Linked DNA regions of Homo sapiens: region 2 is linked to region 1. The links are chromatin loops, found by intact Hi-C in ENCODE. Cell type or tissue: K562. All regions are shown on one strand. Each heading gives the region's core, and the rest is flanking DNA. Links, peaks and the distances in the headings are about the cores only.

Region 1 (15,983 bases), core at 5,366-13,365:
CACCCAAGGGAAATGTGTAGAGTAGAGCAAGTGGTAACAGGACGTAGATCCACTGACATCAGTAAGAAATGACAATTGACAACGGAGGGAGAGTTTTAAAAAGCAGTTTGCTATGAGTGGTAAGATTATATGAGGGCTTTTGAATATTCTCCGGAAAAAGGCCATTTAAATGAGAATAAACTAGTTGTTTATCTTGTTTATCTTGTTTCTAGTTATTTGTCACAGTAGTTTGGAGTATGTTCTCTCTCTTACACAGCTCTGAGATGAGAAATAAAATGGCAGTGATAAATAAGCAAGGTTAGTCTGATGTGCTGATCATTCTTAGATTCAATTAAAGTTATATTCTGTGTATAAGATATTTGTAACTGTATTTTAAAGACGAATATCACAAATAGTTAAAAAAAGAAGTCCTTGAAGTAATATGTATCAGGAAAAGAAGAGCTCATCGTCTCCTCTAAAAGGGAATTAATTATCTTTTATCCAGTATACGTATGGAGCCAATCAGTGAGTGAGATATATACAGGCCCTCTGACAATTGTCAGAAGGTCTTGACATAGCTGCTAATGATCTGTTGACAGGAACAGCTGGTGATAGGAACAGAGGTGAGTGTTACTAGAGAAGAAGGCATGAAGATCTCACTGCAATGGTGCAGTGAGAGAACAGTAGACACGGTGCCAGCCAGAGCCCCATTAACTGGCCCTTAGTAAATTCCAGGATCCAAACTTTATGGTCTCTACTTGGCATGGAATAAAGATAAAAAAGGATTCTGTTTGATCATCTCCTTAATATCCATATACGAACATATTCCAAGGAGAAAACTGTGCCCTTTCTGCAATCCTGTACCTGAGTCTTTTAAAGAAAGCACAGAATATTTTGGACCTGATGTTCATTGGATCATTTGTCAACATGCCAAATAAACTTTAGCTCTCAGAGCACTTGGAAAACATGTTTTGGAGAGTCTGTGTAACATTCTGGGTGGGGCAGTTTCTAAAAGGCTCAATCTTAAACACAAAACAGAGCAGTAAGACCAGTGATTAGTATCGATGCAACAATTTTACAGCTATGCTGAATGTGCGCTGTGTTAGGAATGCTCTAAACCCATGCCGGGTCAACACGTCTTTCACCTTATGTTGCCCGAAGAGTGCTAAATAGTGTGTGTTACACATTTTTAATCTTTATCCAAATAAACTTAGTTTCTGCAAAAGTTATTCGATAATAAGAATTTATATATATTTCTCTTTTGGCTTCTAAAAATTATGAAATATTTCATACATATAAAATAATAAATATGAAGTAAGTATAAATGATAACAGTAAAATTTATATCCCTGTTTTTATCACCTAGTATAAGAAAGAAAACTTTTCTAATGCCTTTGGCACTCATATGAGTTATTTCTCACACTCCTTCACTTCAGAGATAACAACTGTCCAGACTTTTTGTGTTTATTATTCTCATCCTTTTCAATAAGTTTTACTACATATAGATATAGGTAGACAGAGATACACACACACATACACATATATACTCCTTATATATATGAATCCCTAACAAAATAGTATTAGTTTTACAAGTATTTGAACTTTATATGAAAGGTATACTATTTTATGCCTTCTGTGATTGGCCTTGTTTGTTCAGAATTTTATTTGTGAGATTCATTCATATGCATGTAGTTGATTCTCTGATGCAGAGTATTCAATTGTATAAATAGACCACAAGTTATCTATTTACTCCCCTTACCACTGACAGCCAGGTTGTTTCCAAACTATCAGGAACATTCTTGTGGATGTCTCCCGCTGTTCACAAGCAAGGCTTTCTAGAGGATATAGAAAGTGGAATTGCTGGATAGTGCGATATATGCATCTGTAACTTTACTACATAATGCTAAATCGTTTTCCAAAATCAATGAGCCAGTTCCCACTCTCACCAACAGTGGATCATAGTTTTCATTGCTCCACATTCTCTCCAACATCTGAGATAGTCAGACTTTTAAATTCTTGCCAATTCAGTGGACATGAAATGGTAATTTGTTTATTTAGTATTATTTTCCTGGTTACTAAAAAGGTCTAGCTGCTGGGCGTGGAGGCTCATGCCTGTAATCCCAGCACTTTGGGAGGCCGAGGAGGGCTGATCACGAGGTCATGAGATCGAGACCATCCTGGCTAACACAGTGAAACCCTGTCTCTACTGAAAAATACAAAAAAGTAGCTGGGCGTGATGGCGGGCACCGGTAGTCCCAGCTACTAGGGAGGCTGAGGCAGGAGAATGGCGTGAACCTGGGAGGCAGAGCTTGAAGTGAGCCAAGATCGCGCCCCTGCACTCTCAGCCTGGGTGACAGAGTAAGACTCCGTCTCAAAAAATAAAAATAAATAAATAAATAAATAAATAAATAAATAAATAAATAAAAAGCTCTAGCTTTGGATTATATGTTTTCCAGTCATTCATGTTTCTGCTTTGGTTAAATGTCTGTTTGCTTTGTATGGCCATTTTGTTACTGAGTTGTTGACTTTTTCTATCTGTTTTCAGGAGTTCTTTGTATATATTATCAGGGTGCAAATGCTTTTTTGGTTATATATATTCCAAACATCTGCTCCCAAATGATCTTTTCAATTTCTTTTAACATAGTCTGTTATTTCTTCAAAATTTTTACCAAGGTAAACAAATATTCTCTGCTCACTGTTTAAAGAGAGGTAAAACTAGATTAATTAAACTACTCAGAATTTTAATTCAAACATAAGAATCAGAAATGGTACAATACATTTGTGTTAATTATTTTAAAAGGCAAAATGGCAAAGATATGTTTCCTGACAGACTCTCCTGGGAAATCTATTGAAAGGATTATATCTAGTCTTAACCAAATGGATTCCTTTATTTATTTAACTGAATCCTGCCATCATTACAGGCATATCCAAAAAGTCTGTAAAAAATCAAATAGCAACACATCTCTCTCTTTCCTTCCAGCATCCAATTTCTGGAAAAAGTAGTCTACACTTGTCGCCACTTCCTTGGAATCACTTACTTCTTATCCTCGGGTGATCTGGCTTTCCCCAGCACTCATTTGAAAACTGATCTTTCAAAGGTTGCAATGACCTTGCAATTTCCAAATTGAATGGCTTCTTAATTAGAGTTGCCAGATTTAGCTTTAAAAAATACAGAATTTGCAGTTACATTCGAATTTTAGATAAGCAAAGAATAACATTTGAGTATAACTATGTCCCAAATATCCCAATTTATGTTCCAAATATTTGCCCTACGTCCTCTCTCCAAATACAATCAAGCACAAAGTGCCATCAATGCCCCAAGTATTTATATTAATAATTCCTTCATAATGATTATGATGTTGGAATGAAACAAAGATAGGGAAAGTTTGCTATTTAGTTTGCGTGATACATTTATGGAACAGGGGTCTGTGATTATATTTCCTTCTAACCAAATGTTTTTCCACCAGTCTCCAGGCCTGAGACTTTACCTGCTTCTGCTAGATTCTCCCTAGGCAGTATGATTAAGAGAGAAGATGCTTACCGACATAAATGATCCTGGTAGGGAGAAAGAGTCTCAAAGAATGGCTCTGCCCAGGAGAATCCAACTCTGAGAGAAAAGAGAAGGTCAGGCTTGGCAAAGCAGGGGGTGGGGGCGAGCTTGGAATTGGGGTTTAGGGTTCTTCTTCTTTATCTTATAATCTCACTTTTTTTCCCTCTCCTCTCCTAATCTCCTATAATACACTCCTACCTTTCCCAAACTTCTGTCTTCTGGAAGGAAATGCAAAACACTAATAAACATAAATCCCAACAGTGGAAATTAAAGCAATAATAAAATGTCCTGGAAGAATTTCAAACAGGTGAGGGATGTGATCAAAGATCTTTCTAAATAAATGTACTTTTGTTTGCTTTGAATTTTTAGTTGCAGCAATAATTTTAAGATGCAAATGATTTGAATTTAGAGACTTTCAATAACTTGGGAATAAGAGTAGTATACCACAATATTTAGCATTTAAAAATAGCATAGCACAACAAAGAACAGATTTCCTAAAACCAGAAGTCACTACTTCCTTCAAGAGTCTAAGACTTGGCTGGGCATGGTGGCTCACGCCTATAATCCTAGCACTTTGGAAGGCCGAGGTGGGCAGATTGCCTGAGGTCAGGAGTTCGAGAACAGCCTGGCCAACATGGCAAAACCCCGTCTCTACTAAAAATATAAAAATTAGCTGGGTGTGGTGAAGGGCACCTGTAATCCCAGCTACTTGGGAGGCTGAGGCAGGAGAATCACTTGAACCCGGGAGGTGGATGTTGCAGTGAGCTGAGATTGTGCCACTGCACTCCGGACTGGGCGACAAGGGCGGAACTCCGTCTCAAAAAAAAAAAAAAAAAAAAAGTCTGGTTGCGCGCGGTGGCTCACGCCTGTAATCCCAGCACTTTGGGAGGCCGAGCGGGGCGGATCATGAAGAAAGGAGATCGAGACCATCCTGGCTAACACGGTAAAACCCCATCTCTACTAAAAATACAAAAAAATTAGCCAGGCATGGTGGCGGGCGCTTGTAGTCCCAGCTACTCGGGAGGCCGAGGCAGGAGAATGGCGAGAACTCGGGAGGCGGAGCTTGCAGTGAGCCGAGATCACGCCACTGTACTGCAGACTGGGCGACAAGAGCCAAACTCTGTTTTTTTTTTGTTTTGTTTTTTTTAAAGAGTCTAAGCCTTTGGTCATTGCTTTCGGTATTAAAATGCAGTTCTTCACCCAAGATCCACCTTAAAAGTTATTGTCTTCTTGAAGCCTTCCCAGTCTCAATAATCTCAATCCCTGGCTCAGAGTAAGTTTGTATTTCAATTTAGTCTTTACTTATGGGGCTGTAGTCTTTTAGAAGTCCCTGTCTCTCCTGGATCATCACCTCCTTAAGGGAAGAGACAAGGCCTTGTTTGTATTTATAGTTCCACTATCGTTCGCAGTGGGTTGTGCTTAAAAACTGTTGACTTGAACCTCAGCCTTAAAGCAAAGAATAAACATTCATTTTGCTCGTGTAGAACAACAGATTGTACATGCATTAGTAAAATAAATTGGTAATATATTCTACCTCCAAAATTACACCTTGATAGGATGTTTTTGAGTAAACACACATTCAAGTTTTGGAAAATATTTACAAGTTTCAGGAGACAGTTGTGTATTTGAGAGATAAAGAAGTATTTAAAAAGTAAGGATCTGATAATGCTTGGCCCACCAGGCAAAAGAAGGCCATTTAAAAATGATGGGTCTTTCTTTTGTCTGCAAAGTCAGAAGACTGGTCCCCTGCAAGGAGAGAGTTTGAGAAACAAGGAATGTGGCCTTTCCTCCAAAGACCTCAGATAGATCATAGCGTGGATCCCAGTTGATACATGTGGAAACTGACGTTAAGCAACTTGCCTAAAGGGAGTCATTTGACTAGAGCTGGGAACAATCTCCAGCTTGTGCTGTAACACAGACTGTGTGGACAGAAGTCAGGCTCCACAGACTGTTTTGTGAGTGTAATGTTAGCATGATATTAGCAAACAATAAAGCAACATATGCTACAGACATGGCCAGAGAAATCAGTTTTGATAAAAGCACAAAATGACCTGGGAGAGAAGAGGTAACGCTCAGAAAGACGAGCCCTGTGGTTGCTAACATTTTTATTAGAGACTTTACAGAAATGAATGTTCAACGTCTAAGTGTTACTCAGGGAACATCCGAGCTACCACAATTATTCCTGCACAAACCTGCTGTATTCCTTGACTCTCAATACCTTTTTTCTTGTATCTGACATGAACATAGCTCTACGGAAATGATGGGGGGAAAGTGAAGGAGCTGAGCTTCATACGTGGGAAAAATGTGTTGAAATAGACTGTGAAATTAAAAAATAAGCATGGCACCAAGAGAGTGGTTTGAAGAGTGTTCCCCACAATGTTTCTATGAAAACGTAAGCATGTCGTTTAGATCATTGCTAGAATTCTGAATTGCTACCATCAGCTTTTCACAGTTTGGATAAAACATGTAACCAAATCCTAACACTCATTATGAAAACACATATGGAAAATCCCTTTTCATTCAGAGCAGACGACCTACAAGCACTGTTTTAGCCACAAGAATGTGTCCCTGTGAACATGACACCAGAGTCCCAGAATGTGGGGCTCTTTAATGTGCCACACAAGAGCTGGGATTTTTATTCTGCTTCACATTCCTCACAAGGCTCTGTTTTGAAGCTCTTAGGCAAGAGGTAATGTGGGAACAGCATTGTATTCATAAAGATTTCAAAGATGTGGAGGTTCCCACCATTTGACCTATTTTGCCACTGATGCATTATTCTGCTGCAGAAAGTCTCATGTGTACAGCAAACTCATTAAGGCTTAGTATGTTCTTACCTGTGTGCATTTCTGTGTGTCTGTATAAATATATATGTTTTTCGTATAAAGGCATACTTTTTCTAGACAACAAGATGAATACATTGAATCTCAATTTTTTTTTTTTTTTTTTTTTTTTTTTTTTTTTTTTTTGAGACGGAGTCTCGCTCTGTCGCCCAGGCTGGAGTGGCGCAATCTCGGCTCACTGCAAGCTCCGCCTCCCGGGTTCACGCCATTCTCCTGCCTCAGCCTCCCAAGTAGCTGGGACTACAGGCGCCCGCCACTACGCCCGGCTAATTTTTTGTATTTTTAGTAGAGACGGGGTTTCACCGTTTTAGCCGGGATGGTCTCGATCTCCTGACCTCGTGATCCGCCCGCCTCGGCCTCCCAAAGTGCTGGGATTACAGGCGTGAGCCACCGCGCCCGGCCGGGAGCAGGTTGTTCTTGTATTGCTCATTCCACTCATCCTTCCAGGAGAACAGGCTACATGTTTATAACAAACTAGAGAGCTCTGGGTGGAAGATTTTTTTTTTTTTTTTTTTTTTTTTTTTTCCTTGTTATCAGAATGTAGCCAGGCTTAAAGAAGACTGGTTATCTATTAGTCATTTGGTATTCTAAACACGTGGGTGTGGACTCCCAACCTGCCTGCGGCTTGCCTGAATTGTAACCAAGTTTGTCCAAAACTGGTTACCTAAATGCCAGAGAGACTGTGCTTTTTGTCACTTTAACCAAAATCCCAGTGCGTGGGCCAGAATATTCATAATATTGTAGATTCATAAAGGACAGAACTGACATCTTCAAAGAATGTAACAATGAAGTAAAATGAGTGCTTTAGGAAGAAATATAACAAAACACAAACTCAGAAACGAGCTTGATTCCTGGAAGAGTCACCTAGGGAAACAATGCAAATCCAAAGCATTTTTTAACTCCTTTAAAAACAGCCTTTCATGAATAGTTTTGGTTGCACGTGTGAAAATTCTTTATTTTATTGATATTTCTCATTTTCCATCAAAATTAATTTATCATATTGGGGGAAAAAAAAAACCCCACAGGCTTTAGAGAGTCAAAGACCTGCATCAAATCTAACTTCCGCTAGATTGTACTTTTATGATCTTGGAAAGTGCTTAATGAGTTTTGATTTACTCATCCAAGAAATGGGAAACTTTTAACAAAAAGATTCATGTCCTGGATCTAGTGGTTCTACTTCTAGGAAATTATCTGATGGGAACGATCATAAAAATCCACAAAGTTTTATCTATGAAGAATGTTCCTTTGCAGCATTGAAATATTGGAATTGTGTGAGTAGACTATGATATATCCACAAACAGGAATACCAAATAGGGAGTAAAGATTTTTGTGGAAGAAATTTAGTGACATGAAAAATTGTTCACAATATAATAGTAAGTGAAAAATTATAAGGTTATACACATTGTTATTAATTTTTGGGGAAAATGTATTCTTATGCTTACCCATAGAAGAAACACTAGGTAGATAAGCGCAGTAATATCAGTAGTGATTCGATGTGGGTAAGTGGGACACTGAAGCAGCTTTGGTCTCTACTCTTCAAGATTTTTCAACCTTCCTTCAATAACATGTGCTAATTTTATAATTATTAAATATATATCAAATAGGGACATTAATATTCACCTTATAGATTTGTGTTAAGAATTAAATTAGGTGAGATGATTCATGAAAAACAGTTTAGTGCCTAGCATTTAATTGGTGTTTTTGATTATTTTTATCCAGTTTAATCAGTCATCATGGACTTAGCTCAAAATGATTTTTTTGACTTGAAACAAAACCAAAAATACTACCCTTTAACTGGTGAAAATTTATCACCGTTAAGGATATTCAAAAAAAAAATGCACCGTAAGCTATGAAGGCAATTTCAAAAGAGATGTTTCTGAAATGCCTTGAGCAATGAGAGAGACAATGAAATAAGCAATTAAACTTAAGGTGACTACTTTGCAGCATTTATTTGGACCTAGAAGCTTTGGTTTGTTTGTTTAAAAAACCTGTCATTACTATAGCCACATTGGGTACACGGATAGACGGAACAATATCTAACTCAAAGCGGGTAATTAGTCTGTCAAGATAAATGCCCCCTCTTCTTCAAGCTGATAAAAAGTATCTTGTCAGGGCCTCTTGTGTCATCCCCCAAACACTGTGCGTAAGCCCTGCTGTTTTCTCTTGCAACACGCTTCATCCTGCAGAAATGCAGAGGGAAGCTTTTTGTGGGTATGGTTGGTTGAAAGACAGTTCATATTACCCCTATCTCCTTTCCTGGACTGTATATCTCTGGGGTGCTATGACCTTCTCCCCCCCCCAGGGCACATGTGCACTTGCGCGCAGGCACACACACACACACACACACACACACAAATATGTATACCCAGGGCCGGGCGTGGTGGCTCACGCCTGTAATCCCAGCACTCTGGGAGGTCAAGGCGGGCAGATCACCTGAGGTCAGGAGTTCAAGACCAGCTTGGCCAACATGGTGAAACCCCGTCTCTACAAAAATTAGCCAGGTGTGGTGGTGGGCGCCTGTAATCCCAGCTACCTGGGAGGCTGTGGCAGAAGAATCGTTTGAACCCAGGAGGCAGAGGTTGCAGTGAGCCGAGATCGTGCCATTGCACTCCAGCCTGGGCGACAGAGCGAGAGTCTGTCTCAAAAACAAACAAACAAACAAACAAAAAAACAAAAAACAAACAGAAAGAAACATGTATACCCACGCACACACAGACATACACACACGGACACACATTCTCCCCCGCCCCCACACACACACCCTCAGAGAGATACCTTATCTCTCTGGCTCTCATACACACTCCTACTTTCCCCTCTCCTCGCCTATCGATCTCCTCTCCCCTGTGCTGAGTTAGAAGCTCCTCCTATTATTTTTGTAATCTCTGTTTTAGCATTTCCCATAGAATATTGCAAACATGGAGTGCTTATCTCGCTCTCACACTGGAGTTCCTTGAGCCATCTGCCACTTTTATTAGCCTCTCAGAACGCTCATTTCTTCATCTTAGTGTTCCATTGACAAATGGGAACATAATGCCTCATTTAGAAGTTAGTTGTGGGCATTCCATTGCATAACGGAGGTAGAATTCCTGGCACATGCTAGCCACCCAATAATGGAAGCTATTATTATGATTAATTATATTATTTATTCACTTTTATATCCTGAGGGCCTGGCATAGTGTCTGATGTGTGATGAGTGTAAAATAAATTTCTGGTGAATTAATGAATTAACTCACAAGCTTACAGAATGTGGCTTCAAAATAAAAGAAGAATGTTGTTTTGTAGCGTTTATAGTAGGTGTGAGCGGCAAATCCACGTGCTTCCCCTTCTTACCCCTTTCCCCAAACAACCTATCTGGTGCCAATCCTTGGGAAAAGAAACCGTTACCATCTAGATATAGAAAGCCTATTGACTATTATTTCCATGTAGATATGGCTTAGCAAGGATAAGAGGAATTTTCTCCCTTGATTATCATCTCCTTAGGCTATGTAGTTTATTTCCCAGAGACCGGTCTTCCTTAGCCTTGTTAACCTTTATATGCTTTCTAACTCCAACAAACAATTATTGGCTGAAATAACCTGATCGAGACACAATCAGCTTCACGGCTGCCTCCAGACTCTACCCGATCTGTTAGCGCTAATCTATTCACCTCTCAGTGTTCACAAAACCTGTTAGCTGATTTGCATTCCACCTCCTATCTTTTCCCTACTTCCTTTGAGGAAGATGTTTGTGAATTATTTTAAGCCAGTTGAATCACTCTGGGAGTTAAGTGCTATTTTAAGCTTTTGAGGAACAGTTGAGAAGGAATGACTTAGGGATGTGAAGCATTTCCCAATAATATCCCACAGAAACTTCAACTTACCAAGTTTGTGGTAAATTTCAGGATATTAAGACACCCTGAAATGGGTCACTGTTCTTGGATACCAGATTCTAAGCTACCCATTGCAAAATGTCTTGTTAAAGCCATGGTGTACGGTGCAAGTGAGATCCACGAGAGGCCATCTGCTGCTTGAGAGAATGTCTTCCTTTCCAGCATCTGAATGCACTGCTTTCCTTGCTGTCTGCCTAGTTGCAGAACTTTGTCTTCTTTTATCAGGACCACTGTCTCTGTGTCCTTGTCAAACTTTTTGTCCCCTAACGGCATCCTCTCCTTCAAATATTGTGCAGCAGATCTAGGGTCCCAGGTGAGTGGACCTCCGTAAGCAGATCACAAGGTGAGCACCCTCTTGAATAATTATTCCACTTGCTTTTATGAACCTTTCCTGAGCCCCCAGCCCACCAGCCAATGTATATTTCCCTACCAAAAAACGCTACCAGTTCCAGGAAGTCTTCCCAGAGTGATAAGAACACATGCTTTATCTTATCTCAACTTTTCTAGACCTCTATGTTGATTGCCGTCATCGCATGTTGACCCTGCTGGCTCCTTATTGGTCACCCTTATATAGAAATCTATGCCTTTGTGATCAACTGTGATGTTGCATTTTGCCATCTGTATGTCCTTATCATGCTGGTTCAAAACATTCTTTTTAGTTGTAGAATGTACCCAGTTAGAATGGAAGGACCGTATTTCTTTTCTTTCTTTTTCTTTTTTTTTTTTTAAGGTGACTAATGAAACACCAAGTCATATAATTATGACTTAATGGATACTTTCTGTTGTTGCTGATGATGAAATGTCCTTTCATATTCAGACTGTATCTTCCTGTAAATCAGGTACAGTGAGTCATGGGGGAACAATGGTGGGATGTTACAGTGATGAAATCTGGAGTCAAATCTTTGTCATTAACGAACTGAAAACTTGGATAGAGTTTTATACAATTTCTTTATATACATGGAGCCAGCTGTCTTTCATTGGTTAGGGGTGAAAATAGGTCCACAGTTTATGGATTATGGAGTTTGGATAAAGATAAGTGATGTTCTGAATCGCCAAGTCTACTCCAAACTTCAGGGAAATCACCACTCCATGCATGAGGAGTGATCTCTTTTGCACTCATTTTTGCACACTGATATTTTTTTTTGCAGTGAAGGTACCAAATTTATACATTCATATGTATATATATTTAAACTGTTTTTCCTTTGATGTGGAATGCTGAGAAAATCTAACACTAAATTTTGGAGATGTTGCTGTAATCTGTAGTTTTTTGGAGGAAGAAAGATGATTGCAGTAATATTTTTGTCACTTCATTACTGTCGTTCCTGTAGTAATTGTCAATGTAGGGGTTTATATTTTATTCAGATTTATCAGTAGGAATATGGGAATAGAGATTTTAAAATTAAGAGCGAGGAGAAACCCAAGAGTGCCTTCGTATTCTAAGTAAGGAAACAGACCCTTTGAAAGGTGACGTGTTTAAGATTAGATGGCTAACGTTGTGCCAACCCAGGCCACCTGCTTCCAGGCCCTGCCGCCCCCATGAGCTCTTGCCACTGAGAATAACATAAGGCAGGGAGATGTTGAGAAGCTCTTGAGTTTTGCCTATTTAGGTAGAAGTCTTCTTGGTGGCTTGCTTGATGCTTTCACATTTACAGAGTGTTCTTGTGGGCATAACCAACACGTGCTTGTATATATGGCACACATGTACTGGCATGTAAAGTAATAAGACACTGTAATGAAAGCTCTTCTTCCAAGTAGTGCCAAACCATCACTAACCTGGCCCATAGGCTTCAGTGAGTAAAGAAAATCAAATGTGGTATCAGCAAATATTTAATGTGGGAAGAAGGCCCTAAGATTGGAAAAGGTGGAGGAAGGACAGATCTTCAGCTTTCTGTGCCTTCCTTTGGCCATGGGATTCCAACAGCTGTGCTCCTGGCTTATTTACAGTGAGAGGTTGTCTTGCTCTTCCTTTCATCCTCTTATTCCCATCCTCCAACTCCTCAAGAGAGTTCCAGAAGTTCCTGTCTGTAGTCTAGGGAAGAGGTAAAACACCTCTCTTCAAATTTGAAGGAAAAAAAAACTTGGAAATAATCTTTAGTTGATCATATATCTTATTTCCTATTTTTTTATGGGGATTAGGCTATGGAGATGGTTAACTGGTCTACAAATGAAAAACAACAAGAACAACAACAGAAACAAAAACAAAACCCCTAAATCTTTTTTTTTTTTTTTTTTTTTTTAGATGGAGTCTCTTTCTGTCTCCCAGGGTGGAGTGCAGTGGCGCCATCTCGGCTCATGGCAAGCTCCACCTCCCGGGTTTGCGCCATTCTCCTGCCTCAGCCTCCCGAGTAGCTGGGACTACAGGCGCCCACCACCACACCCGGCTAATTTTTTGTATTTTTAGTAGAGGTGGGGTTTCACCGTGTTAGCCAGGATGGTCTCGATCTCCTAACCTCGTGATCCACCTGCCTTGGCCTCCCAAAGTGCTGGGATTACAGGCGTGAGCCACTGCGCCCAAACTAAAACCCCTAAATCTTTTGTAACCCCTCTCTCCTGTGTACATTCCTTGGAACAAATCCCACTGGGTCTTGGCTGTGTTCCTCAGGCACATCGTAGTGTGTGACATTCCTCTTTTAAACCATCACAGAACTACTGAATTGAGGGTGACCCCTGGTCCCCTGGCCACCGGCATTATGGCAGTTCCTCTTCTTTTGTTCCACTTTTCAGGAAAATTCATTGCCTTCAGGCACAGGTCTTCCTTCCCAAAATAGTTCAAAGTGTACATCTCTTTTCCAAAATTATGTAAATCTTAATTTGTAATAAAATCACATGAATGAGTTGTGGTAAGTTTTTGGCAGGGTTTAGAAAATAATGGTTTCATTTAAACATGAATCACTAAAACACTACTTCCTTAACACAATTAACTCAAAGCAGCCCTTATTGCTAGAATTAAGAGATTTCCTTCACAAAGCTCCCTGCCTTATACCGACTTCCAGTATAGAGACCTAGGCACCATAAGTACAGAAATTTGCCTTAACAAATCATCTTCATTTCCCTAAAACATAGGAATGTTTTCCTAAAAATCTGTTCCTTCTCATTATCTTCCTGAAGAGGTCTTCTCAAGTTTCCAGAGTATTCATAGACTGACTAAGACATGGGTAAGTAAATATACCAAAGGTGAAAAAAAGGAAAAGTTGAGGAATGTCATTTCCCCTGAAGGAGATTTTTCAATAAGCAGGTGAGAGGTATGGGAATGTGTTTAGAATGTGTTCTAAGAACGTTTTGTTCTAAACAGGACTGGAGTAGGGTGTCTGTAGTGATGGTGAGACCAGTGACCCCTTGGCAGTGTGAAAGTTGAATGAAATATCAGTGAGAGTTTTGCTTGGCCATGGAATCGTTGTTACATAATGTTGCTCCTCAGTGACAGAAAGGAAAAATGGCATTATTGTCAAACAATATTTGTTTTTAAACCTAGGTAGACTTGACAATGTTTAAGATGCTAAAGAAAATTAAAACTCTTTCCCTTTAGGGAAATTAAAGTTTGAAAGACAACATGATTGGCAACCTGTATAGTAATTTTTATTTCTGTTTTCCAAATAAAAGAAATTAGAAGACTGTACCTTTTTATTCTCTGCCCTCTGACACTGATCTTTTCTTTCTTCTGTTGCAAGTAAGTGTTTGGTGGTGAGGAAAGGTGAGGAGGTGTATGGGCGTGAGGAAAGGTGAGGAGGTGTATGGGCGTGCTTTCATTGTAGAAGAGACAAGGCAGCTGATTAGAGAAAACAAAGCTGGTTGGAGAAGAGGGGTGGGAAAGTTCATTCATTACATTTTTAAAAATTAGGATATAATGGACTAATTATAAAATGTCAAGATTTCACTAACACATTCCATGTTTCTTTTCTATTAAGAGAAATTGTAATAATTGTTGAGCTTGCTTCCTTCTTTTAAGTAGGAACCTATGATCTTCTAATCTTCATATGGGATGCCTTTTATGTTGAATAATGTCTAAGGAGCAGAGCAAAGCTCTAAGTCACTATTAACCCTATAATAAAGCAGAACACACAAAATGATGGATTTTGAAGGCTACGTTAGAAAATTACATTTTATTTATTTAATGTTTGACTAGGTTGAAAGACACATGATACCCAATATTAAAACATACACAGTGAGTCCATTTCCCTTCAGTCTGCTGCCCACAACCACCGAGCTTTTCTCCTCAAAGACAATCATCCTTATCATTTTATTTTATTTTTTCCAGAGATAGTTTATTAGAAGATTCTTTTAAAAATATTATTTGAATGCTTCTGATGACATCAGGTTATGAGGCTTAACCTTTCCCCACCGGGGAAAATTTCTTGGCTCCTTTTGGGCAAAAGGGAAGAAGATAAGCTCAGATTTCCTTTTTCCTTCCTTCCTTCCTTCCTTCCTTCCTTCCTTCCTTCCTTCCTTCCTTCCTTCCTTCCTTCTTTCCTTCTTTCCCTCCCTCCCTCCCTCCCTCCCTCCTTCCTTCCTCTCTCTCTCTCTCTCTCTCTCTTTCTTTCTTCAGGGTCTCACTGTCACCCAGGTTTGAGTGGCACTATCTTGGCCCCCCACAACCTCTACCTCTCGGGCTCAAGTGATTCTCCTGCCTCAGCCTCCAAAGCAGCTGGTACCACAGGTGTGCACCACCATGCCTCTCTAATTTTTTGTATTTTTGGTAGAGATGGGTTTTCACCATGTTGCCCAGGCTAGTCTTAAACTCTGAGCTCAGGCCATCCACCTGCCTCGGCATCCCAAAGTGCTGCGATTACAGGTGAGAGCCGCTGCGCCTGGCCTCGGATTTTCTTTAGAGAGTGACTGCCTCATGACAACCCTGAAAGGTAGCTAGAGCCAACTCTACTTTCTATATAAGGAAAATTGTGATTCCTGGGTTTAGAGCCCCTTCCTCATTTTCCTTGTGTTGCAGTGGTGCTCGGCCAACCCACAGGGCTTCTCTGGCACCAGCTCAATGGCTCTAGTGTAGGTGCAAATTGGTTTTCCTGTTTTGAAACCATGTTCCAAAATAGCTTGTAAGGGGCCAGAAAACTTCAAATGTATACTAGCAATGCCCAGAGTTCTAACAGAATTCTGAGTGCACGAATACAAATAAGCACACGACCTCCTCAGGTCTCACTGCCCAACTCTGATGGCAGCTTGAATGGGCTCCACAATTCGTAAAAACTCTCAGGAGGAGAGGTTGGGCTCATTTCTTCTATTTAGCCACAATAAAACACATTAAGAATGGTGGTGATTTAAGACAGATTTGCTGGGAGTGTCTGGCAATTGTTCATCATCGTTGATGCTTTTTATCTGCAAAGTTTTTGTCATCCTTGCCCCATCTCCCAGTGCACCCCATTTCGTTCTTGAGGGGGCACTTCTGGCAACAACAACGATGAGGCATCTGAGATTGTCAGCTGCTCTCTCAGTTATCGGTGGAATTTCACTTGTTTGAGTTTTCTTATTTGTGCACATCTTGATTTGGTTATACATGCCCCAATTTCTTTCAGGCCTTTGCAGATTTGGCCATGATGGACTTATAGCATTTATTTTAGAATTGCTTTTAAAATACGGATCATAAATAGTTTCTGAAGCATTCAACAGAAGGACATGTTGTTCCCTGTTTGTATCACGATGTCATGTTGGATTGTCATTAATAATTGGTTTGCATCATCCATGTGCTACTACCCCCACTTTCCAAGGGTAATAATTTTGACATTATTTTTAGTCCATCT
Region 2 (15,983 bases), core at 3,661-11,660, 85 kb after region 1:
AACAACAAAACAACAACAACAACAACAACAAAAATTAGCCAGGCATGGTGGTGCTAATCACAGCTACTTGGGAGACTGAGGCAGGAGAATCACTTGAACCTGGGCGGCGGAGGTTGCAGTGAGCTGAGATTGTGCCATTGCACTCCAGCTTGGGCAACAAGAGCAAAAACAAAACAACAACAAAAAAACAGCTTAAATCTTTAGATGGAAGACCAAGGTTAGATTAAATTGTGATAAATAAATACAGATTTCTGAGAAAGGTACTTATGATAAATTCAAATTTATGCTCTTTAAAGATTGTTCAAAATTCACTGTAACTGAAATAATGGGATATGGATTTTAAAATGCATTAACCTTGGCCCATTTATAGCCACGTAGGAATCTCAGTTAAAAAGGAACATATCATCCAGCTGCCTTCCATCACCTGGTGACAGTCTACTTGAAATGTATTTTCTTGAGACATTTTTACACTTCTATCTCAGTCCCCTTATCATTAGAATAAAGTCAATAATATCTATATTTATCTCAGCATGTTTCACAGAAGTGACAAGCAAGAAAACAAGTATAAAACTCTTGAACATATGCAAATACAAGCAATTTTATTTATTATTTGAGTGGCAAATGATGTCCCTGAAAGTTAAATCTATAAACTTAAACACAGGGAATTATTACAACTAGTATTGAGACAGGGTTTACTCTTCCTACTGGCTAGTTGAAGGGAAGTGCAGTGGGGGAAGACAGAGAATGTGACCATCCTGCGAGTTTGCTAAGTAGCTGAACTTCTAGGTATTTCAGGGTCTGTGAGAGGAAGGGCTGGAATGAGAACATTAAGTACAGCCCAAATTCTTTTCTACCCATTATAATGGAAATTAAAAATATTTGTATGTTTTCATTATGGTACAACCTCCAATGTGTGCATCTGGTTAGTTCCAGGCATGTATATAATTTCTTGTCCATTCACAAAGCACCTCTAACCATTGTGGAAAGTAAAACTAACTAACTAACTTACATAGAGGGCCACTGCTCTCTAAATCATAAGATTAGAATGAGGCTGTCCTTTGGTTATGTAACTAGGAATAATTTACTTACTCCTTTTGGGGAATAATATTCTCTGTTTTAGAATAAAGTTCATCTAAGGTCTTGGGTTCTAGGACCCTGAAGTTAAGGATCACAGAAGGATCTTAACTTTCTTAGGGCTTACTCAAATTAAGTAGCTGGAGCTACTGGCTGGATTCATCAACTCCTTTTGAGATTCTTTTTCTTAGTGATTATAGGTCTCAGGAAAGAGGATGAAGCAATGGAAGGTGCTTGAAGGAAGAAAGAGGCCCCACAGAGCTGTGTTTTTAAGAGCTGGCTAAGAGGGCCTTTGGAAGAGGGATCTCAAAGCAAATCTGCTTGACCAGGGAGGAACAAACTCATATATGTTTTAAGTGCCAGTCATGTGAAGCAACTCTACTAGGCACTTTATATGTCATCATTTTGTTTAATTAGCAGGGAATAGGAAGAATTGAATAATGTCCTTGTTTATGTAATTTGGCTATAAAGTAAAATTCTGCCTGGTGAATTCCAATTTCCTATTGACTTTTGCGTCTCATTAGAGACTGTCCCTGTGGCTATGGCTGCTCCAGTGATCTTTCTTTCCTGGAAGTTTCAGTTTTTACAGGCTCAGTTATCATAACAAATTTGTGTCATCTCAGTTATAATTAGGCTTACTTAAAGGGATGTTTTCATCATTGGTGTTGCTCCAAATACATATTTTTCTCCTAAGTATGTTGGAATTAAAATATTGTCAATGTTCAAGGGCCAAACACATAAGGCCATGCTTGTGTTTTAAGTCTTCAGACCCTGAACTCCATACCCTGGATCCTTGCTGTTGGAGTTTCCATAGGGAATGAGGCTCCCCAAGGCCTCTGAAAGAAATGGAGCCCAGCCAGCTGAGTCAGGCTGGGTCCCACGCCTCTGTAGGGCCGAAGTCCAAAGCAACAGGCAGGCAGTTCTTGCAGGCTTTTTCTCTGCAGAGTCATTAGAATACTTTATTGTCTTTTTTTTTTTCCCCACTATTTCAGCAGCTCGCTCTATGAGGACATATTCTCCTCATCCACAGAAGCCCTTTTCAAACATTACTAAGAAGTCTGATAAGAAGAAAAAACATCCACTGATGGGTTCTCAGAAAGAAAGCATTAGATTTAACTACAGGGCAATACTGCCCTGATTACCACAGGCCCAGCTGACGGCAAGGTTGCCAGGCAGCTCTCGTCCTGCCAAGAATGGTGGTGGAATGAAGCAAGCATGTGGTTTGTATTACCATTTTTCAGCTTTTTAAGGTTTAGAAAAGAGAACGTCACCAACAATGATAATTCACTTTGGAATGAATACATTTTCAATGCAGTGTTCAGCAACTGCTGATGTGTCTTAAATCCTAGAGTTCATATGCAACATTTTACAATGTGAACAAGATAAAGCACAGGAGATGTCAAGATCCTACTATATGCAAATAACTAAGTTTCTGGCCAAATCCTTCTTTTAAAAAAAGAACGAAAAAATGAAAAACCTCTCCAGCATTTCTAAGCTGCTACTTACAGCCTTTATAAAGATAGCACAGGAAAAAGATGCTAAAGCCAAAGAGTAAGCTAAATTCTGCCTTCCATTTCCTGGCACCATCTTCTTTAAAGTTGGGGTTGATTTTCTTAAATGTTTCAAGTCATAATTTGCCACAAATGAATCAATCTGTAAGCTGAAGTTAAATCATAAAATTCAAATATTTTAATTTGTCTTTTATTATCTTTTTTTTTTTAATTTAAAAAAGGAGAGACAGATATGGGATTATTCATACTTTGCATTCTCCTGGGTGTTCTTGGAAATACTATTCTCAGAAAGTCAGAAACACTAAATTGGAACAAATGATTTGATCCTTAGACAAATTTACAAAGTCATATGGTTTGAGGATCTGCATTGAGTTTAGTGAACTACCTTATGAATTAAGCCCCTTCCTCAAAGAAGCACAACTATTTTCCTCTCAGTGAAGCACATCGATATCTCCATGACATTGCTGCCAGCCTGATCCCTTAAAGAAACAAATATTAAATTAAGAAACTCATGGCCGGGCGCGGTGGCTCACTCCTGTAATCCCAGCACTTTGGGAGGCTGAGGCGGGTGGATCACAAGGTCAGGAGATCAAGACCATCCTGGCTAACACGGTGAAACCCCGTCTCTACTGAAAATACAAAAAATTAGCCGAGTGTGGTGGCGGTTGCCTGTAGTCCCAGCTACTAGGGAGGTTGAGGCAGGAGAATGGCATGAAGCTGAGAGGCAGAGCTTGCAGTGAGCCTAGATCGCACCACTGCACTCCAGCCTGGGCGACAGAGTAAGATCCCGTCTCAAAAAAAAAAAAAAAAAAAGAAAAGAAAAGAAAAGAAACTCATATTGTTCAAAGCCATTTTCAAGGAATTCAGGTGCTCCTTAGAAATCTGTTGCCTTCTTATGACATCGAAAAGATTCTGGGAAACCCATGAAGACACTGCACCTCCTGGAAGCAGCGTTGTTCTGTTGGAGGTTACAGGGCAGCAGAAACCAGAAAGAATCCATAGCTGGTGCAGTCATACATTTTTGCAAAGACCTTCAAACAAACAAAAAGTATATAACTTGTCAGTCTTGAGGGCCTGGCCTAAATAAAATGCAGCCCTGCTTAACAAAATCCTGTCAAATGTGGTCATTTGGGCTCTAAAATTATGCTTTGCGAAACACTAAATTAGTTTTGTCAAAACATAACCTTGGTTCTCAAAACATTGTCAGAACTTCTAAAGTTCAATAACGGGGCAGCATTTGTAGTTTAGGTGACATTAATCCACTCTATTTATTCTACATAGCATCCATCGAGTTATCCGCCTGTCCCTCTGTCCATCCATTCATCTAACCATTTCATTCAGTTTCAACACGTAGTGCCACATTCTTACTATGTGCCAGGCAATGTGCTGGACCCTGAACACAAAGATAAAAAGACACAGCCATAGACTCAAGGCTGGTATCCTAATAAAGAGATAGATGTGATAAATTGTTATAATCTAGTAAAATGACCACTGCAGGGGACAGGCCATGAAAGCATGAGGGAAATGATTGCTGTGATACTGCATTAGTTCAGAATTCTCTAGGAGCTCAGCTGAAGACAGATCGCTCTTTTCAGATACTTTTTTTTTTGAGATGGAGTTTTCGCTCTTATTGCCCAGGCTGGAGTGCAATGGCACAATCTTGGCTCACTGCAACCTCTACCTCCTGGGTTCAAGCAATTCTCCTGCCTCAGCCTCCCAAGCAGCTGGGATTACAGGCATGTGCCACCACGCTCGGCTAATTTTGTATTTTTAATAGAGATGGGGTTTCACCATGTTGGTCAGGCTGATCTTGAACTCCTGACCTCAGGTGATCTGCCCACCTCGGCCTCCCAGAGTGCTGGGATTACAGGTGTGAGCCACTGCACCCGGCTCTTTTCAGATACTCTTTAAAATTCACAGAAGACTTAATGTCTGAGATCACTTTATTTTTTTTTTCTTTTGAGATGCACGTGATTGATGACACTGTCACAAGTATATATCATCATGGAAATACCCAAATAAGGTGTTTGAACACATATTTCTCAGAGGAGGAAGATTTCCTGGAGAGGCTAAAGGAAGAGAGGAAGATATTTGGCAGCTGTTGATTGGTGGGTTGCCCTCCCACTAGCTGTAATGACATACCCTTCTTCTCTTTTGAGGAAACATCTAAGGATGCAACTAAATGAGAGTGACATTGTATGGGATATACCAAATTTGACATAATTTACTTAAAAAACAGATATTTTGAAAATTTTATACTTAGTTACACCTGATAAGTGACAGATTTCATAGATATTGACGGTTGTGTTGATTCATTGCAGTTGACCATGACTTGTTGAAAAAGCTTGCAAAGGCATCCTTAAGGAGTTTACATTCTCCTAAGGTAAGACTGTTGGTGTTTTAACACATCACTTCAAAAAAAATTATAGAAAATGAATTTAATTTTATAATTTTATTCTTAGTGACTCTAGGTGTCATCAGCCACATATAGGCTGACAACTGCAACTGCCCTCCTAGTTTTCCAACATTAAGAATGAGAAAGTGTGGTTGCACTCAACACTTATTTATGGCTGGGGAAGTACCCTCTCTGTCACACAGCAGTTCAATAGAGCCCCAGAGGGGAATTTAGAAGGCAAGCCTGATGGTCTTATAGCAGTTCTTTAGAAGGCCCCTGAGTTCCAACAGAACATGTCCAGAGGATGTAGCTGAGTAATTAGGCCAGAGGTGGTGGTGGTAGGGGTGGAGTATGGCTTATTCTAGAATCTGTAGGCCTGGGTGATAAGATTAGAGGATGTGCTAGACTAGGCAATATTCCCTTTACTCTGTAGGTTGAAAGGACTATGTCTGGTCACACCACAGGATACGCTGTTATAAAACCAACTACTAATTCAGAGTTTTTCATTTTTATCTTTGCACAGTCCAATCAACAACAATCGGTTGAGGGCACAGTTTGTTGATCTTTTTCAGTCACTAAGACTGGAAGCTAAAAACCCTAAGATTGGAAGATCCATTTGGTCCACTTCTTTTAGTCATTGAGATGCCACTGTTATTTCTGCTAAACAAATAAAGTATACTAAAGCCATTGAGAAGCTTTATAGCTTAGTAAATAAAAGGCAGGGAATGAATTCACTGTGCATATCTCAAAAATTTGATTCTTTGAATATACTTGCCATCTGTCTTAAACTTTGCACTGAATATTGTTTGATGTTGGCCCTCGTTAGCTGGCTCAGGTTGGGAAGAAGTGCTCAGTGACTTGGTGCAGAACCACACTTGGAGCTGCTGAAGAAAGGGAGCTACTTCCCTAGGAGTGTCAGCAAGTGTTTATGAACTCACGTGTGTTTCTAATGCATGCTGCAATGCTCTTCTTGGCTACTTTGTTCAGAAGTCCATAATCAGTATTTATTAATTTAACTTAAATATATTTTTCAAGTGAAAAAACAACCAATAAACTGAAGTTTCTGGCCAGGCGCGGTGGCTCATGCCTGTAATCCCAGCACTTTGGGAGGTTGAGCGGGCAGATCACCTGAGTTTGGGAGTTCTAGACCAGCCTGACCAACATGGTGAAACCCCATCTCTACTAAAAATACAAAAATTAACCGGGTGCAGTGGCAGGCGCCTGTAATCCCAGCTACTCAGGAGACTGAAGCAGAGAATCACTTGAACCAAGGAGGCGGAGATTGCAGTGAGCTGAGATCGCACCATTGCACTCCAGCCTGGGCGACAGAGTGAGACTCCGTCTCAAACAAAACAAAACAAAACAAAACAGAAGTTTCTTAGTCATTTACCTGTATATACCTCTGAGCCAGTCCCATGCCTCAGCCCGCTAACTGATGGTAAATACTTGATCATCTATAGCTATCCCAGTGGAACCATAGTAAGGACATCTGGACAAGACCCCCAGAGCTTCCCCTGGCCATGCAGTGCTGAGAACAGCCTTCCATGCTCGTAGAGGGGGAGGAGGCCCATGGAGATGGTGAATCTACAGATTATTGAGCCCTAGATAAAAGGGCCCCTCTTCCTTCATCTAGAGTTTCTCTGTTTCCTCTAATTTTCTGGCATCCAGAGGTGTGCCTAGTCTCCACTAAAACTTACTATTTGGAGGCCTTTTATCCTGCCCTGTTCCTGCAGGCTTCTTTTTTTCAATGCCAGACCCTGCCTCCTATTCCTTATCTCAGTCACCTCAGACAGGCATTCTCACAGTCTAGCTTTGCAACAGACACTCCGGATTGCACCCTATGGCTTGGAAGCTGTGTCTGTTTCTTGTTTCCTTGGATTAGGAGAGTTGCTGGGCGGGGGTCTGAACTAGCCCCACTGCCCTCTCCCTTATCCTTTACCTCCCACCCCCTCATTTCCATTTGACTCCAGCCTAGTCCACTCTCACCCTGGCCTCTCTTCTGTCCTGGGTTTTTGTCCCACTTAACCAGCTCATTTCCTCTACCTCTATTTCCCTCCAGGGCTTCCCTGCACAGTTGGACTTTCTGCCGACAATAAGCACCTCAATGTGAATGACTTTATTTGACCCTTTGTTGCCAGTGAATACTGACAAGCAAGGAAAATGGAGATAAGGGATTTGGAAACTTTTAAGGGGAAGCAGGGAGAAAGAGGAAGGCTGCTTTTGAAGGGGAGGTGAAAGGACAGAGGCAACAGGAATTGTGGACATAAATGGTAAACTAGACAATCTGTCTTGATACCTATTTGTACGGCCTTCCAGCTCTGCTCACTCCAAACATGGCAAGTTTTGCCTTATATGATTGTGGTTCCTGTGTACCTCTCACGTTCCTTCATTTCGTTCATCCGTTCGACAAATTTTTGTTGGCTGCCAACTCCAAGCCAGTCGTTATTACAGGTACTAGGGATTCAATGGTGGGCAAAGTGAACTCTCAGGAAGTCTACAGAGGAAGAAATGGAAATCAAATTATCACATGATTAATGTAAATGGAGTGGGGGAGTTACATGATGCAGAGAAAGGTTATGATATATGAGTTTAACCAGTTCACTAATATCTGGAAAAATATCTCAGGAAAAGTAAGAAGGTTGCGAAGATTTAGTGGCAATATAGGGTATAATGTGGTGAAGATAGAAAGAAATACCTTTATTGCAAAATCAGAAGATAATGAGCAAAAGCTCTGTGGGAGAAAGGAACATCGTGTGTCCAAAGGACGGAAGGAAGATCTGCATGTCTGGGAGGCAGAGAGTGGGTGGGAAAGGTTATGGGATGTGTCTGGAGAAGGGGGTTAAGCATTTTGCTCTTTCTCCTAAGAGGAATGGGAAGTTATCCACTATTGCATAACAATTTATCCTCAAACTTAGTGGCTTAAAACAATTATAAACATTTAGTATCTCAGTTTCTGTGGGTCAGGAATCCAGGAGCAGCTTAGCCAGGCAGCTCTAGCTTTAGGTCTCTCAGAAAGTTGCTGACAAGATATCTTACAGGGCTGAAGTCATCTGAAGTCTTGACTAGGGCGACGGATCTGCTTATAAGGTGGCTCACGTCGTTGGAAAATTAGTTTTGACTGTTGGTGAGAAGCTTGAGCTACTTCTCCATAAGGCTGCTTGAATTTCCATGCCATGGTAGCTGTCTTCTCCGAGAGTAAGTAATGAGAGAGAGAGAAAGAGAGAAACAGAGAAAGAGAGAGAGAGACAGAGACAGAGAGAGGGAGAAAGAGAGAGAGAGAGAGGCAAAGGTATATTTTTAAAAGCTTAGCCTCAGAAGTCACATTGCACTTCCATCACATCTATTTGTTAAAAATAAGTAACTAGGGCCGGGCGTGGTGGCTCACACCTGTAATCTCAGCACTTTGGGAGGCTGAGATGGGCAGATAGCCTGAGGTCAGGAGTTTGAGACCAGCCTGGCCAACATGGTGGAAACCCCATCTCTACTAAAAATACGAAAATTAGCCAGGCGTGGTGGCGCATGCCTGTAATCCCAGCTACTTGGGAGGCTAAGGCAGGAGAATCACTTGAACCTGGGAGGTGGAGGTTGCAGCGAGCCAAGATCATGCCATTGCACTCCAGCCTGGGCAACAAGAGCGAGACTTCATCTCAAAAAAAAAAAAAAGTAGCTAATTCCGTTCCACATTTTATTAAGGAGAGGAGAACTAGGCTTCACTTTTAAAAGAAGTAACATCAAATAATTTGGGGCATATTTAAAAACCACCAAACCGTTAAAGAGAGTTAAGCAGGAATGGTCACATGATTAGATTTGCCTTTCAAAAAAATGATACTCTAAATGGAAAACCAATTAAATAGGACCAGTATGAAAGTGGGTACACTGGTTAATAGATATTAAGTGATATCAGGTGTGAGATGTTGGTAGGGTAGAGTAGGATGCTGATAAAGATGAAGAGAAAAGATGAAGGTAAAATAGGTCTTGGCAATCAATTGGATTTGAAGGTTGAAGGAGAGGGAATAGTATAGATTCTTAGATTTCTGGTTTGAATAGATAATGTGGTACTCACTGACATGGAGAATACCAGGAGAATACCACTTTGGTCTATGATAGATGGTGGGGGTTAGCATGATTTTTATTTAAGACATATTAACTTTGGAGTATCTTTGAGATATCCCAGTACAATTATCAAGTAGTTTCTTGGTTTTAAAACTTGGTTTAGAACTGAGAAGAGAGTTCTCAGCTGGAGATATAAATTAGCGAATTATCTATACATAGATAGGAAGGAAATCTCTGGATTTGATGAGATCTCTTAGAGAAAGAATGATATGAAAAGAGAAGAGGATTTTGGGGAGATTGGATTTTGTCCAGCAAGTATTCACTCTCTTCTGTCTTTATTATGGCTATTATTTCCTATGGAGTATACTTCCCCGTCCCATTGGTGCTGGCCTTGGCCATGTGATTTGTTTTGGCCAGTGAGATGTCAGCAGAGGTGACAGGAGCAGATGTTTGAATTGTGCAGTGGAACTTTCCCTTTTGTGCTCTTTCCTTTTGCTTCATAAAGAACATGCCTTGGATAGCCACTGGTTTATAGAGGAATTAGCACGTTTGGACCCAATTCAAAGTTTGGAGCCAAGTCCAGCTGACTCAAGCCTACGTAAGCTGAACCCTATCCACAGATATTGAGCAAGAGATAAATGCTTACTTTTGCAAACCACTAAAATGTCAAGGTTTTGTTGTTGTTATGCAGCATTGTGCTAACAGCCGACTGATGCAAAGGCCTAGGATCTAGTGGCAAGAAACACTATTCTGGTTTTTTTTGTTTATTGTTTTTTTTTTGAGACAGAGTCTCGCTCTGTCGTTCAGGCTGGAGTAGAGTGGTGTGATCTTGGCTCACTGCAACATCCACCTCCCAAGTTCAAGCGATTCTCCTGCCCCAGCCTCCCAGGTAGCTGGGACAACAGGCGCCCGCCACAACGCCCAGCTAATTTTTGAATTTTTAGTAGAGGCGGGGTTTCACCATGTTGGCCAGGCTGGTCTCGAACTCCTGACCTCAAATGATCCACCCATCTTGGCCTCCCAAAGTGCTGGGATTACAGGCATGAACCACCGCGCCTAGCCAAGAAACACTATTCTTTAAAGTTCTTATTAGATTGCGTGCAAATTAAGAGTAGTATTTATGTTTGATACATGGTTGTATTAGCAAAACAGCATAAAGTCTTGGTCAAATACTTGGTGAATGTATGAAAGCATGGACGGACACAGTCTAATTTAGGCATGGCTATTTATCATAGATGTCTATAAGTCACATACACATATTCTTTTTTTTTTTTTTTTTTTTTTTTGAGATGGAGTCTCACTCTGTCACCAGGCTAGAGTATAGTGGCACGATCTTGGCTCACTGCAACCTCCACCTCCCAGGATCAAGCAATTCTCCTGCCTCAGCCTCTGCAGTATCTGGGACTACAGGCACGCACCACCATGCCCAGGTAATTTTTGTATTTTTAGTACAGATGGGGTTTCATCATGTTGGCCAGGATGGTCTCAATCTCTTCACCTAGTGACCCGCCTGCCTCAGCTGCCCAAAGTGCTGGGATTACAGGCGTGAGCCACTGCGCCCGGTGCATACATTCTTATAATAGCTCTTCCAAGCAGTGCGTCCTCAAAGAAGAAGATGCTCGAAGAAAGCTTGATGCTGCCGTCTTCAAGATCAAGAACTGCATCCCTTTCCCTGAGTACATTTTCCTTACATGTTGTAAAGAAATGCCCTAGAAAATTGATGTTCTATCTAAATACTATGTGAATATTTTAGAATATATTTTATTGTTGTTTTTAAAGCAGATTTCAAGTGAAGAAATTTTAAAATTAAAAAAGAAAGTTATTAGTGGCAATAAACACGCCTGTAAATAGTGTGTCAATGGAATGAAGGCAATCAAAGTGGCTCTTTTGGCTACTAACGTTTTCATAAAAGCTTTGATTAGTTATGAGGTAATTGTGAGAGATGATGAGTTGGAATCCAAGAAAGAAAAAATAGTTTCTCTAGTTTAACAGCTGTGGAATCTTTTGGTAATTGCTGGAATATTCCTTTTCAGTAAACTTAAAGTTTGCTTTTCTTTACATTACAGTTGAATGCTTGATGTGAAATATAAATTTTAACTTTGTCTTATTTACAACTTTCTTCTTCAGTGTGATTCTAAATTATAGTTGAGAAGGAGAGAAAGACAGCACTTGGGTTTATATGTTATCTCCATTAAATAGAAAAACTGTAGGAAAAGCAAAAAAAAAAATAGGTGGCATTTAAAATATTTGCCTTTTCACATTCTGGTTGTTAATTAAAATGTGATTTTTTTCCCCCACAAATGTCTATATAAAAATTGTGTGCCTGTGTGCATACAGGCAAGTGCAGTTGTCCAGTGTTTATAGGGGACATGTTAAATTATACCTTGCCTAGTTTGACCACAGTGTGAAATTTTAAAGTACAAACACGATCAAAAAGAAGAGTGGTTTCAAAAATGAAGGAACAACAACATTCCATTCTCCCAGAACCTTTTCAGTCTCTCAAACAGCTACCCCCTACTCTCTTCTCCCAGCAGTCACCAGAAACAACATCCCATTCCCCACACCACCCCCCACCCAAGAGTAAAGAGTACCATCAACTCTGAGAAAGAAACTGCAGAAATAACAAAATTTATTGGAGTGGATAATTCCTCACAGAAACTGCCAATCAGCTATAGACGCAAATCTGCCTTCCTTATCCTTCACCCCACCCCTTAGTTGGGCAAACAACCTAAACCCTCAGGAGAAACTTCGCCTTTCAGCCAAAGAATAATACAGATGACACTGCCAACCTGGAATATTTTGCTTGTACTTCCCTTCTACCTTCTTTATTACAACAGCTGACTGTGTAGCTGTGAGTCTTTTTGCCTTTTCATTTTGTTCAGGGTTCAAAAAAGTTATTATTTTACCCCAAAAGAATCACATAAACATGGTTAAAAAAGCAAACAGTGCAGAAAGTAAATGTCTCCCTCCCCTCACCACTCCTTCCTCCTTTTCCCAATTCTCTTAGACTTCCCAACAGCAGAAGTGTTGTGATGGGAGGAGGGAGTGTGTGTGTGTGTGTGTGTGTGTGTGTGTGTGTGCGCGCGCGCATGAGAGAGACAGAGAAAATTGGAGAGAAATTCTTGATGCCATCTTATTTTTGATTTAAGAAGAAAATATGTATCACACACAGAGATCCCTTCATCTCCCCACCCTACTCTCCCCACCAAAAAAACCTCTGCTGTTTAGAACTCTAAGAGAATTACTGGTCAAAAATCTTTCAGATTAAGCTCATTCCAAAGACATTTCCAGTATAACCAAACACTGAGAAACACTGGTATCCAGCCAGGCGCAGCCCCTGCCATCTCTGATTTAGTGCAATTTGATGATGATTAACTCAAAGACAGGATGGAGATGGATTCATGTAATAGGAAACAAAAAATCCTTCATTTATTTATATTTAAAATATCCTCTTTCTTGATTATTTTAGAGAATAAATTTATATACATTTAGGATGACTTTGCTGATAAGGAAAAGTCTCTTGGGCCTTGCATTTCCTTCTTAATTATAAAGGTTTGTGGAATGTTTTTCTGAGAACAGAAACCCTTCCTGAAGGAGTTATTCTTCCTAGAATGTTAGGAGGGTCTCCACTAGGTAAACAATGATGTCAGTGCAAATGTTTGAGTACTCTTCTCTCCCATCCAACTTGGCTTGGGGTTTTTTAGTTCTATTACTTGACTGTTTTTGAAACAGATTGAAAAATTTGCTCACCAAGAGAACAATGATTAACAAAATCTGTAAATTGCATTTCACTTGCTAATCAATAGCTCAAAAGAAAATCTAAATCCATGACTAATGGCCCAGGAGTAAACTACTTGCTTAGAAAAGCCTCTTTCGGTCAAAATGTTCTTTTAGAAATCTTTAGGGTATTTTTCTTTTCTTCTGTTCCCTATGTTATTATTCTACATTTTTAAAAACTTACACACTCTATAAATAATAAGGAAATATATTCCCAGGCCTCATTCTCTTTTTAAATACACATGAGTATCTATCATCAGTTTTTCCTCTGAATATCTATTCTCGGATTTTCCATGAGACATTGTAGAGTATTGGTTAAGAGTGTCTGCTTTGGAAACAGCTGTTCTGACTCAAGACCTTACCAGCTATGTGGTTTAGATTAACTTTCTTAATTTCCTTATACCTCAGTTTTCTCAATTGTAAAATGGGGATGAAATTTATAATCGTAGTGTGAACTTGATAGGATTGTGGTAAAGTCTGAATGAGAAAATGTAAGCCAAGCTCATGTTCTAGTTCTATCCCACAATAAGTCTCAATGAAGGGTGGCTTAAAAAAATAAGATATACAGGCCGGGCACAGTGGCTTACGCCTGTACTCCCAGCACTTTGGGAGGCCAAGGCAGGTGGATAACGAGGTCAGGAGATCAAAACCATCCTGGCCAATATAGTGAAACCCCGTCTCTACTAAAATAAAAAAAAATTAGCTGGGCATGGTGGTGTGCACCAGCTACTCAAGAGGCTAAGGCAGGGGAATTGCTTGAACTCAGGAGGCAGAGGTTGCAGTGAGCTGAGATGGCGCCACTGCACTCCAAATAAATAAACAAATAAATAAATAAGATATACAAAATAAAAAATTTTAAACTTTCAAAAAATCCCCAACTAAAAAAAAAATCAACAAAATATGTGATCTTGGATAAACAGAGCTTACCTCTCCAGACTGTTCTGTGTCTGAAGTTTTGTGACAGTGGGTAAAACAGTACGCATAGATAGAAAGACTAAGTGACAGTCCAGGGATGCCCATGGCAGTGTGCTGGTCTGTGTATGGAATATCTAGAGTATAGACTCTAGAATGAAAAAGTCAAGAGAAGTTATGTAGATCATAGAAAGATTAGACCAAATGGCCCAGGGAAAAATATGTGTTATCAATTGTATTACTGATTGGAGGGCACCGAGACTATGGCTAGTATTTCCATGTGGGAGTTTACACATTTTTGCCTACACAGAATTCAGGGCCAAAGAGATTACTGACTTGGCCTTATTCATCTGAAAAATTTTAAGTTTCAACAACAAAATGTACCTATCAAGGTTATAACACATAATCATATTAGTTCTTTTTCATATGTGTTTGTCTAGAACTGGTGCATTCATTTATTCCCTAAGGAATCAATGTATATCTCTTTCTTTGTCGGCCAAGCCTCCTAGGTCTACTTTCAAGGCTGTTGAGGTAAACTGATAACACCAATAGGGTATTTGGGGTAATTCTGTGAGGCAATGAGGGATGTTTACTACTCTTATTGGGGGGTGGGAGATGGATGGTGTTACAACTATGGAATGATTCTAAAAGGAGGAGTAAATGTCTGCAGAGTGAGAGGGAAGAGGAGAGAGATATTCTGTATGAATAGAGATGCAGAAGTGATAGACTGGTTGGTAGCAGGAGGTGGATCCAAGGTCAAAGGAGGGTTTGTAGTGAATGTGAAGCATGTGGGAATATTTGCAGGTTGAAGTGGGAAAGTCAGAAAGGAGAGGAAGGTTAAAGGTATAGGAAGAGGGGGGCAAGTTCTCAAAGAAGGTGGTGGTGGCCTTTAACTGAAAGAATACCCCACCATTTGGGGACGTAGAGTAAAGGAGATAAGGTTAGATGTGGGAAAAAACTCTGATAATTGTCATTGATTTTCCTTTGATTAGAAAATACATTTTCCTTTGACCACCAGGATAAAAAGCTGAACTGTTTATTAGAATTTCCCTGAATGCAAAAGAAGTAGAAAAAGAAGAAAACAGAGAAACATATTTTATAGTGGAATACCTGTAAATTCTCTACTTAGAAAATATTAACTTCGAATTCGTTTTTCTGTTTTATCCATCTTGCAGAAAGACTTGTTTTGTGTGGGTGTCAGTTGGCTAAAAACATTATATATTTTTTTACAAAATTCTCAGTGCTTACAATCTTGTGTGTACACAAGGCAGGGACATTCTTTGTATTATCAAATATTTGATTTCCTGTGAGGTTAACATATTTTTATTTCCCTATTTTGTGAATTGTCAGTTTTGTTATCTGAAAGAAAGCTTTTTTTTACAAAACACCTTCAAGCGAAAGAAAAAAAAAATGCCTAGGATTAAGAGAATTCAAATTCTCTGATCTGGGGTGGATGAATGGTGGAAACAGGAAGAAAATAACCAAGGCAGAAAAGATGCACAGAAATATAGACCCTTATATATGAAAGGGACTCTATGCAGTCCTGGTCCAATCAGTATCAAATTAATGAATGTGATGTGTACTTTCTTGATGGAGCATTCCTCTAATATCAGTTTGGTCACTTCTAGAAATAGGGAGATCACTATCTCTTGAGACTGCCCATTCCATTTTGGGTCTCAAAAAGTACCTATGTTTGAAAGTGCCGAAGTTATTACTATACATATGAATAGCAATTAAGTACTAGCTTAGAGAGCCTCATATGTGCCACGTGTAATTCTAAGTACCTCACATGTATTAAATCGTTTAATGCTCAAAGAGTCATCTTAGGAAGTTATGATTATTATCTCCATTTTACAGATAAGACAAATGAAGCTCGGAAAGGTTAGATAAACTTATCAATGTCGCCCAGCTGGTAAATAACGGAGCCTGACACAGGATCCTAGAATTCTAGCTCTAGAGCCTGTGCTTTTAAGCACATCAGTGTTCTTCCTTTCAATGCATGAATGTTCCCAGGTTTTCCTCATCCTTGAATTGGTCAAAGAATTCTACTGTTGCCCACTCAGACTTACCCCTTTCTTTGACTCCCATGGACAGATCTGCTGTTGCCAGACTATTTGCTTAGCCTTTTGTGATGCAGAATCAGGAATGACAAGAAAAAGGATAACAAGCAGATGGGCCAGGGGAAGACATTTCCGTAAAATGTGGCCCAAAACCAACATAGTATGACAAAAGTGTTGGAAGGAAAATGGAAATTTTGAGAA

The links. A loop is a pair of places that touch in the nucleus more often than their neighbours do. Peaks named below come from ENCODE experiments on the same cell type or tissue, not always from the same donor. Only the 100,000 strongest peaks of a DNase experiment are listed, where the experiment ranks them.
Region 2: it touches region 1 in a loop (2.1-fold over the local background); 2 of 110 quality-filtered maps call a loop at or near these places.

What each region holds. Positions count from the first base shown.
Region 1 is chr6:139,509,620-139,525,602 of GRCh38, forward strand. It overlaps LOC105378023 (a long non-coding RNA gene), which reads left to right and starts at 15,204. Exons shown (of 3, transcript XR_943067.2): 1 at 15,204-15,983. RefSeq lists a cis regulatory region at 8,999-9,475. In K562, for the core only: no CTCF peak of the experiment used is centred there; DNase peaks (open chromatin) are centred at 6,952, 8,572, 9,292 and 10,388; H3K4me3 peaks cover 959 bases.
Region 2 is chr6:139,595,937-139,611,919 of GRCh38, forward strand. No RefSeq gene overlaps it. Among named protein-coding and RNA genes, the nearest start is that of LINC01625, 130 kb to the left of the region's middle. In K562, for the core only: no CTCF peak of the experiment used is centred there; DNase peaks (open chromatin) are centred at 5,335 and 6,775.